Regions from separate parts of the Mus musculus genome. Here region 2 is linked to region 1. Evidence: chromatin loops called from intact Hi-C (ENCODE). Cell type or tissue: left cerebral cortex. All regions are shown on one strand.

Region 1 (4,000 bases):
AGAGCGGAGCACACAGGGATGAAAGTTCTGAGATGGAATTGGATTTAGATCCTGGTTCTGCTACTTTTGTTGAATAAATCATTTATCTGGGCCTTAGTGTTCTCAGGACTGAATGTGGTTTATGTGAAACACTTAGTATCTTGCTCCGTAAATGACAGCAATTATTTTTGTTGTTGTTGTTGTTTTGTTTTGTTTTGTTTTTCGAGGCAGGGTTTCTCTGTATAGCCCTGGCTGTCCTGGAACTCACTTTGTAGACCAGGCTGGCCTCGAACTCAGAAATCCGCCTGCCTCTGCCTCCGGAGTGCTGGGATTAAAGGCGTGCGCCACCATGCCTGGCTACAGCAGTTATTTTTAATTTTCTTTGTCTTGTTTGTATGTTTGTTTGGTTGGTTGGTTCGTTTTTGAGACAGAGCCTCACTGTGTAGCTCTGGCTATCCTGGAACTTGATATGTAGACCAGGCTGAGATGCAATCCCTCTTGCTTCCCCAGTGCTAGGATTAGATGTTGTGCCACAGGCTGGCTTCTGACTGAGCTAGTATTGATCATCCGCAGTTTCATTCAGTGAAAAAACGAGGCAGGTCCGGGATGTGGCTCAGCAGGTTGAGTGTTTGTTGGTCATGTAGGAAGCACTGATTTTGGCCCCCAAGTCCCTACTATACCTGGGCATCAAGGTGAACAGCAGCAACCCCAGCACTCCAGGAGTTAGGATGGTCCGAAAGGCAAGGTCATCCCGTGCTACACGGCTAGTCTCATCTACATGAGATCTTGTCTCAGAAAGAAAACAAAATCGAATCTGCTGGGCAGTGGTGACACATGCCTTTATTCCCAGCACTCCGGAGGCAGAGGCAGGCGGATTTCTGAGTTCGAGGCCAGCCTGGTCTACAGAGTAAGTTCCAGGACAGCCAGGGCTATACAGAGAAATCCTATCTCGAAAAAAAACACACACACAAAGAAAATCGAATCTAAGGCATGTGAGGATGTGTTTTGCAGTGCTGTGGTGCTGCTCACTGGTGGAGATCACTTTCTGCTCTGGCAGAGGATAATAAAGGGCCCAGAACCCAGATAGTGGGTCAGAACTTTACATAATTCCAGTTCCAGGGAATCCAACACGCTCTTCTGGTCCCCACGGGCACCAGAAATGCACATGGTACATGTAGGCAAAACACTCATATACATAAAATTAATAATGATGTAAAAAATATGGTCACCGGGCAGTGGTGGCACACACCTATAATTCCAGCACTTGGAAGGCAGAGGCTGGTGGATTTTTGAGTTCAAGGCCAGCCTGGTCTACAGAGTGAGTTCCAGGACAGCCAAGGCTACACAGAGAAACCCTGTCTCGAAAAAAAAAAAAAAAAAAAAAAAAGTCTATGAAAATACATTAAATGAGTCCCTACCACATTGTATTTAAACATTTTTTAGACGGAAAGGCTGCCTACAGTTTGTGTAGCTGCTATGCACATGTTTGAGGAAAGCTATATCTGGGCTTTTTTTCTTTTTAAACATTTGGCTATGAATGTATACTATTTGTGTTGTTTTAAAAAATCCTCCCATCCAAAAAAAAAAAAGATCCAAGGCTGTTCAGCTGCTACCGGGATTTCTGTCGCTCTTGTCAGTTCCATAGACTGTAAGTCACATGAGGACAAGAACCCTTTGGGCAGAGTTAAATCAGTCAAAGGACTGGGTAGGGGGTGGGTGTCCAGCACCTGCAGTACCGCTCGCTCCCAGTGGGTGGCAGGCTCCTCCTAGGCGGGCGCCGCCCAAAAGCCTGGGCCAGGGAAGTCCTGCCTTCGACCTTCAACGTGGCTGGTCTCCTCTCAGGTTCCTGGAAGGAGATGGAGGGAGGTGAAACCTGAGAAAGGAATACAGGGAGAGAGGTCGGCTCAACCCCGGGGGCTCTTTCTTCCGGCCTTCTTCTGAGGCTTCTCATCTTCCTCACATTGGTACAAGAAATCTTCAAGGTAGGCATGGTGGTGCTCCCCCCACCCCCACCCCCATTATCCCAGCACCAGGGAAACTAAGGCAGGAGAATGAAGAATTCCAGGCCAAAACACATGCCTTTCATCCCAGAACTGGGGAGGCAGAGACAGGAGAATCTCTGTCAGTTTGAAGCCAGCAGGGTCTGTCACTATGTATAGTGAATCCCTGGGTGCGTGAGGGATGGGAGTCTTCAGTTATTCTAGTCAGGCCTGTTATTCCAACGACTCTATATTCTGGAACAAAAAGATCACAAGTTCAAGGCCAGCTCCAGGCTGTAGATTGAGTGCCAGGCTAGTGTGGGCAACTTGGTAAGATCTGTCTCAAAACAGGAAATAAACGCTAGGCATGTACTTTTAAACGCAGCAATAGAAGACAGAGGCAGAAAGGACATTGCAAACTCAGGGCCAGCTGGGGCTTCGTGGTAAGAACCCGTATCAAAAACAAGACATGGACAAATTACGATTAAGAAGGCTGGGGATGTAGCTCAGCAGTCTGGCAATTGCCTAGCATGCCTGAGGCCCTGGGTTCAATCTCCAGCACCGCAAAAAAAAAAATTTTTAAGTAACAATCAAACAAATAAATAAGTTAGAAAAGAAAAGGAGAAAGGAATTGGGACAAAGCAAAGTGCTTACCTAACTGCACAAGGCCTGCGCTCTGTCTGTCCCTAGCACTGTGATAAAAACAGCTGTGGTAATAAATGCCTGTTATCCCAATATTCAGGAGGCGGGGGCAGGAGAATCAGGGGCTCAAGGTCATTACGTAGCAAAACCAAGGCCAGCCTGGGCTACAGGAGATCCAGTCAGAGAGCTCTGAGAATCCTCATTTCCTGTAGGAGTGGGAGTAGATAAGAAATACGAAGAAAAGTCCCATCCCTCCCCCAGGAACTGGGCACAGAGCAGAAGGCAGGAACCTTTCCTGAAAATCTGCATAACTCAGAACTCACCTGACAGTTGATTTACTGCCCTGCTTGGTATTCCCTTTGATCTTCAGGTGGTGGTGAGTTGTCTGAAGTGGGGGGCAGGGACACACACACACACACACACACACACACACACACACACACTCACTCACTCGGGTTCTCTAACAGAGCTGCAGGCCCTGAGCCACCTCCTCAGCTTTTGGTTTGTTTGCTGCTTCATTGGTTGGTTGGTTGTTCTTTTCTTTTTAATGACTTCTTTGTTTTTATTTCGCGGGAACTGGTGTTCTGCCTAAGTGTGTGTCTGTGTGAGGGCGTTGGATGCTGTGGAGTTGCAGGCAGTTGTGAGCTGCGATGCGGGTGCTGGGGATTGAACCCTGGTCCTTTGGAAGAACAGCCAGGGCTCTAACCACTGAGCAGTCGCCCCAGCCCTGTTTGTTTTTAAGTAAGGGTCTCACTATATAGCTCAGGCTGGCCTTAAATTCCCACCCTTTTGCCCTAGCCTCCTGAGTCTCTCCCTCCTCCTCCTCCTCTTCCTCCTCCTCTTCCTCTTCCTCCTCTTCCACCTAGTTTTTTTCCTAACTTTTATTTACCATCTCTGGTAAGAAATCGAGAGAGCAAGAGAGTGAGAGAGCAAGCAAGAGAGTTCAGTAGTCAGTGCAAGCGGAGATCAGAGGACAGCTTTCAGGAGTTGGTTGTCTCTCGCACCACGTGGGTCTTAGGGAACTGAACTAAGATTTTTAGGCTTCATGTTTTTGTTGTTTTTGTTTTTTGGTTTTTTTTTTGTTTTTTCTTTCTTTTTTTTTTTTTTTTTTTTTTTGGTTTTTTGATACAGGGTTTCTCTGTATAGCCCTGGCTGTCCTGGAGCTCACTTTGTAGACCAGGCTGGCCTTGAACTCAGAAATCCGCCTGCCTCTGCCTCCGGAGTGCTGGGATTAAAGGCGTGCGCCACCACGCCCGGCTTAGGCTTCATGTTTAGTGCCTTAATCAATGACTCACCTCTCACCTCACCCCTCTGTCTTCTTTAATAACCGCAGGTCAGGGATCTGGGCAGTAGCTCAGCTAATAAAGTGCTTGCCTTACAAGCATTCAGACCCCAGGTTC
Region 2 (4,000 bases), 180 kb after region 1:
GCTTGATTGACTGAGAAACCGTGTTCAAGATAAAGGTCTAGGGAGGAAGAGTCTGGGATAGGCATAATGGTCTAGGGGCCTGGGGTATGTGCTGGCCCCACAGATCACCAGGATATTAACCACACCCACTCTCAGCCTTCTGGGTGGAAGACAGGTACACATCCCTTCCCTTAAAGAGACAAACCTGTGTGCTTGTCATCCCTGGTTTCCCTGATTCTTATCTGTGAGCACAAGGGCCTTGTGTCCTCTACACACCAGAATCCCCAAGAAGTAGGCTCTAAGGAATGGACTTGCCAGAGGGAGAGGGAGAGGGAGAGGGAGAGAGAGAGAGAGAGAGAGAGAGAGAGAGAGAGAGAGAGAGAGAGAGAGAGAAAGAGAAAACGAACTTCCTTCTTCCATGTCCTTTATGTCCTTTATGTAGGCTGTGAGCAGATGGTTCAGTCCGGGTTCAGGGTGGATCTTCCCAACCCAGATCAGAATGAGGGACTGGAGAGATGGCTCAGTGGCTAAGAGCACTTCCAGAGCCCACTAGTTCAAAATTTTAAAAACAAACAAACAAAAGTCCAGATTAAAACTGGGTTTCAGGCTGGAGAGATGGCTCAGTGGTTAAGAGCACCGACTGCTCTTCCGAAGGTCCAGAGTTCAAATCCCAGCAACCACATGGTGGCTCACAACCATCCGTAATGAGATCTGATACCCTCTTTTGGTGTGTCTGAAGACAGCTACAGTGTACTTAGATATAATAATTAATAAATCTTTAAAAAAAACAACTGGGTTTCACTGGGCATGGTGGTACACGCCTTTAATCCCAGCACTTGGGAGGCAGAGGCAGGTGGATTTCTGAGTTCAAGCCCAGCCTGGTCTATAAAATGAGTTCTAGGACAGCCAGGGCTACACAGAGAAACCTTGTCTCGAAAAACCAAAAAAAAACCAAAAAACCAAACCAAAACCAAAGCACTGGGTTTCCCACTTCAACCACGTAGTTGAGGGAAAATTCCTCACAGGTGTTCCCCTGCCTGGGTTTTAGTTAATTCCAGTCAAGGACAACCAAGAACAACCGGGTCTCCCTCCAAGGCCTTGTTTTGGGTAGAATGATGCCCTGTCTGCCATCCCAGCACTGGGTATGACATTTCTTTGTCCTTAGAGTTGTGGGTCCTCTAGTACAGAGCTCCTGCCTGTTCAGCACCTCCCACATGCTAACTGTGCCGTGATTTGATCCCGGTGCCCAGTAGGCACTTGATGCCCGTTTTCTTGTTTGATCTGAACCCTAAGCTTAAAATGATGACATTCCTGGAAACGTGGGGCAGGCAAGACAGCTGAGGCACAGGCCCCTATCCAGGCAGTTCATCCAGAGAGCAGACAGCCTGTCTGCAAATCCCCAAGTGCAGGCTGTAACATCCAGCCACCTGAGGAATGGCTGGGGCCCCAGCTCCGGCCGCAGAACCTGAACCACCTTGGGTTGGACCTGGAGCTCACCGCTCTTGGCACCTGTCCAGCGCCAGGACTCTGCCTTTTGACAGATTGTATCACATGCCTAAGATGTGGCTGGGGACAGCTAGAACAAAGGGGCACCGCTTGGGAAAGAGCTCTGCATGGGCATAGGGTGGGAAGGCTTCGCCGATTCTCCCCTTGGCTGTCCTTTCAGTGGGGGTTGGGATGGGTGGAAGGGAGTTCCGGGGTGCTTACTATCAAGTCTTGACAGCCCAAGTCCAGTCCCTGGGCGCCATATGGTACAGGGAGGGAACTGACTCCCCGAACGTTGTCTTCTGGCCTCGACATGTGGGTGCCCTTCCTCCTCCAGTAATGGGACAGTCCTGCCATTGAGTGCTGGGCTCCAGTGCAGGTTCCTGGCTTGAAGGTGGTATTGCCTCAAGCTGTAGCCCGAGCAAGGTACAGCTATAAAATGGGGTGCCTGTGCCCTGCATTTGCAGAAGAGATAGTGGAAGCTGACTGAATGTGTCCCTCTGGGTCTGTGGAGCTTGAACTTCATGCTACCCTTAGATTGCACCTCCAGATGTCCCAATTTGCATGCCCAGGGTCTTGGCACTCAGGCTGGTTTCCGTGCCAGCTCTGTGCCGCCGGCTCTAGCTTCTCTGAGACTGAAACTTCCCACTGTGCCTGGGGACTCCCTAGTCTTTCCCTAGCTCAGCAAGAAAATTCTGCGGTTGCACGAGGTTACCCCTGGTAGCAGGAAGGTGATAGACCAACGGCTCCCTCTGGTGGTGAGCAGCGGAAGGCCCGCACGCTTACTCAACAGTACACAGCACTGTGAGTTTTGCCATCCATACCCAGGGCTGCACAGACCTGCCCTCCCGCCCCCCCCCCCCCGTGATTTTTGCTTTCCCCCTCTAGTGGATTCAAGCTTTTGGTTCGGACTTTAGTTGAAATGGTGTCAAGCCTGGACCCAACAATTTAGTGGGGTGATGCTGATGCACTCTGAGGTGCCCCAGCTCTGGGCCCTTTAGTCTGTGAGAAGAAGGACACAGGTGGTGATGGATCTTTGTCTGACCTCTGTATGTACTAAAGGATGGGGCCATTGAGGCGTGAGGTGAAGGAGTTTCTAACACCCCTTGTATATTTAGAGCTAGTGAAAGGTTGTAGCCACGGCTGAAGCCTGGGGAAGCCTGGCAGGTAGGGAGGCTGCTTTGTGAAGCCTCATCCTGGCTGTGTTTACTGAAGCCAGGGGAGGAGTTTGCTGGGTTTTGGGGGCTTTAGCCTTTAACAGCGGCCGATGGGACCGCTAGGCTAGGTGTCTACAGCACAGGACCCAGAGCCTCAGAGGCTGTGTTTAGGTGGCCTCCTGTATTGCTGTACCAACTAGTGAGGGGCCCTGGGGCACGGGGACTACAAGTCTATTCAAGCCACAGGTAAGGACTAAGTTAGGGTACAGAGAGAGGAGGAAACCTTGTCGGAGGCTGTGCTTGGGTAAAGTTCCGCTCTCTCAGGTAGGCAAACGTTTAGAGGAAATTGGGAAATCATTTTTTTTTTTTTTTTTTTTTTTTGGTTTTTGTTTTCTGAGGCAATGTTTCTGTGTGTAGCCCTGCCCTCCTGGATCTTGCTCTGTAGACCAGGCTGATCTTGACCTCAGATCTGCCCGCCTCTGCCTCCCAAGTGCTGGAATTATAGGCGGGTGCCACCAGGCAGGGCTTTGAATGCTCCTTTCTTACTCTGGGGCTCTGGCCCAGACTGTTTTCATGGCTGCATCCGGTTCTACGAAGGAGGGTCTTTCTCTAGATGTCACAGAGTAATTAGGTCTGGTTTGGCAACTGATGCATTTTGGCAACTGTTCGTGGGCCAGCCCTTGTAAATCTCACTGATACTGCAGGGTAAGAGTTATTTACAAGCCGGGCGTGGTGGTGCATGCCTTTAATCCCAGCACTTGGGAGGCAGAGGCAGGGGGATTTCTGAGTTCGAGGCCAGCCTGGTCTACAGAGTGAGTTCCAGGACAGCCAGAGCTGCACAGAGAAACCCTGTCTCGAAAAACCAAAAAAAAAAAAAAAAAAAAAAGAGCTATTCACAGCGAGGGCTGGAGGGTCGGATAGCTCAGCGGGTAACAGCATGTGCTAGGCGAGCCTGACATCCCCAGCTCCCATGTAAACCTGGACAGTGGTTGTATCTGCAGCCCCAGCACTGAAGCTGACATCCGCAGTGAAGCCCCTGTCACAGACAGGAAGCGGGGCATGGGCTCTTGAATGTAGTCCTCTGATCTCCATGCTCACGTGCAAAGTACACACAAATAAATAATCAACAAAGATAAGTATGAAGATTGTTTTTACGTGTATGGGTGTTTTGCCTGCGTGTATGTAAGTGGATTAAATGTATGTGGTGCCTGCAGTCTGAGAGGATGTTGGATTCCCCCTGGCATGAGAGTTACAGGTGGTTGTGAGCCGCCTCGTGGCTGCTGGGAACTGAACCCAGGTCCTCTGCAAGAGCAACCAAGAGGTTTTACTGTGGAGGTGTCTCTCCAACGTGGACACTTGACTGATTAGACTAGGCCTTC

The links. Hi-C counts contacts between places; a loop is a spot of excess contacts. Peaks named below come from ENCODE experiments on the same cell type or tissue, not always from the same donor. Only the 100,000 strongest peaks of a DNase experiment are listed, where the experiment ranks them.
Region 2: it touches region 1 in a loop (2.0-fold over the local background); 1 of 42 quality-filtered maps calls a loop at or near these places.

The regions. Positions count from the first base shown.
Region 1 is chr5:115,357,308-115,361,307 of GRCm38, forward strand. 4930401G09Rik (RIKEN cDNA 4930401G09 gene) reads right to left here and starts at 2,816. Exons shown (of 2, transcript NR_163911.1): 1 at 2,613-2,816; 2 at 1,393-1,825. It also overlaps a transcript of Msi1 not described here. In left cerebral cortex, a CTCF peak has its summit at 1,723; a DNase peak (open chromatin) is centred at 1,739.
Region 2 is chr5:115,536,664-115,540,663 of GRCm38, forward strand. All of the region lies in intron 1 of Pxn (paxillin), which reads left to right. Among named protein-coding and RNA genes, the nearest start is that of Rplp0, 21 kb to the right of the region's middle. In left cerebral cortex, CTCF peaks have their summits at 2,211 (motif pointing left) and 2,411; a DNase peak (open chromatin) is centred at 2,204.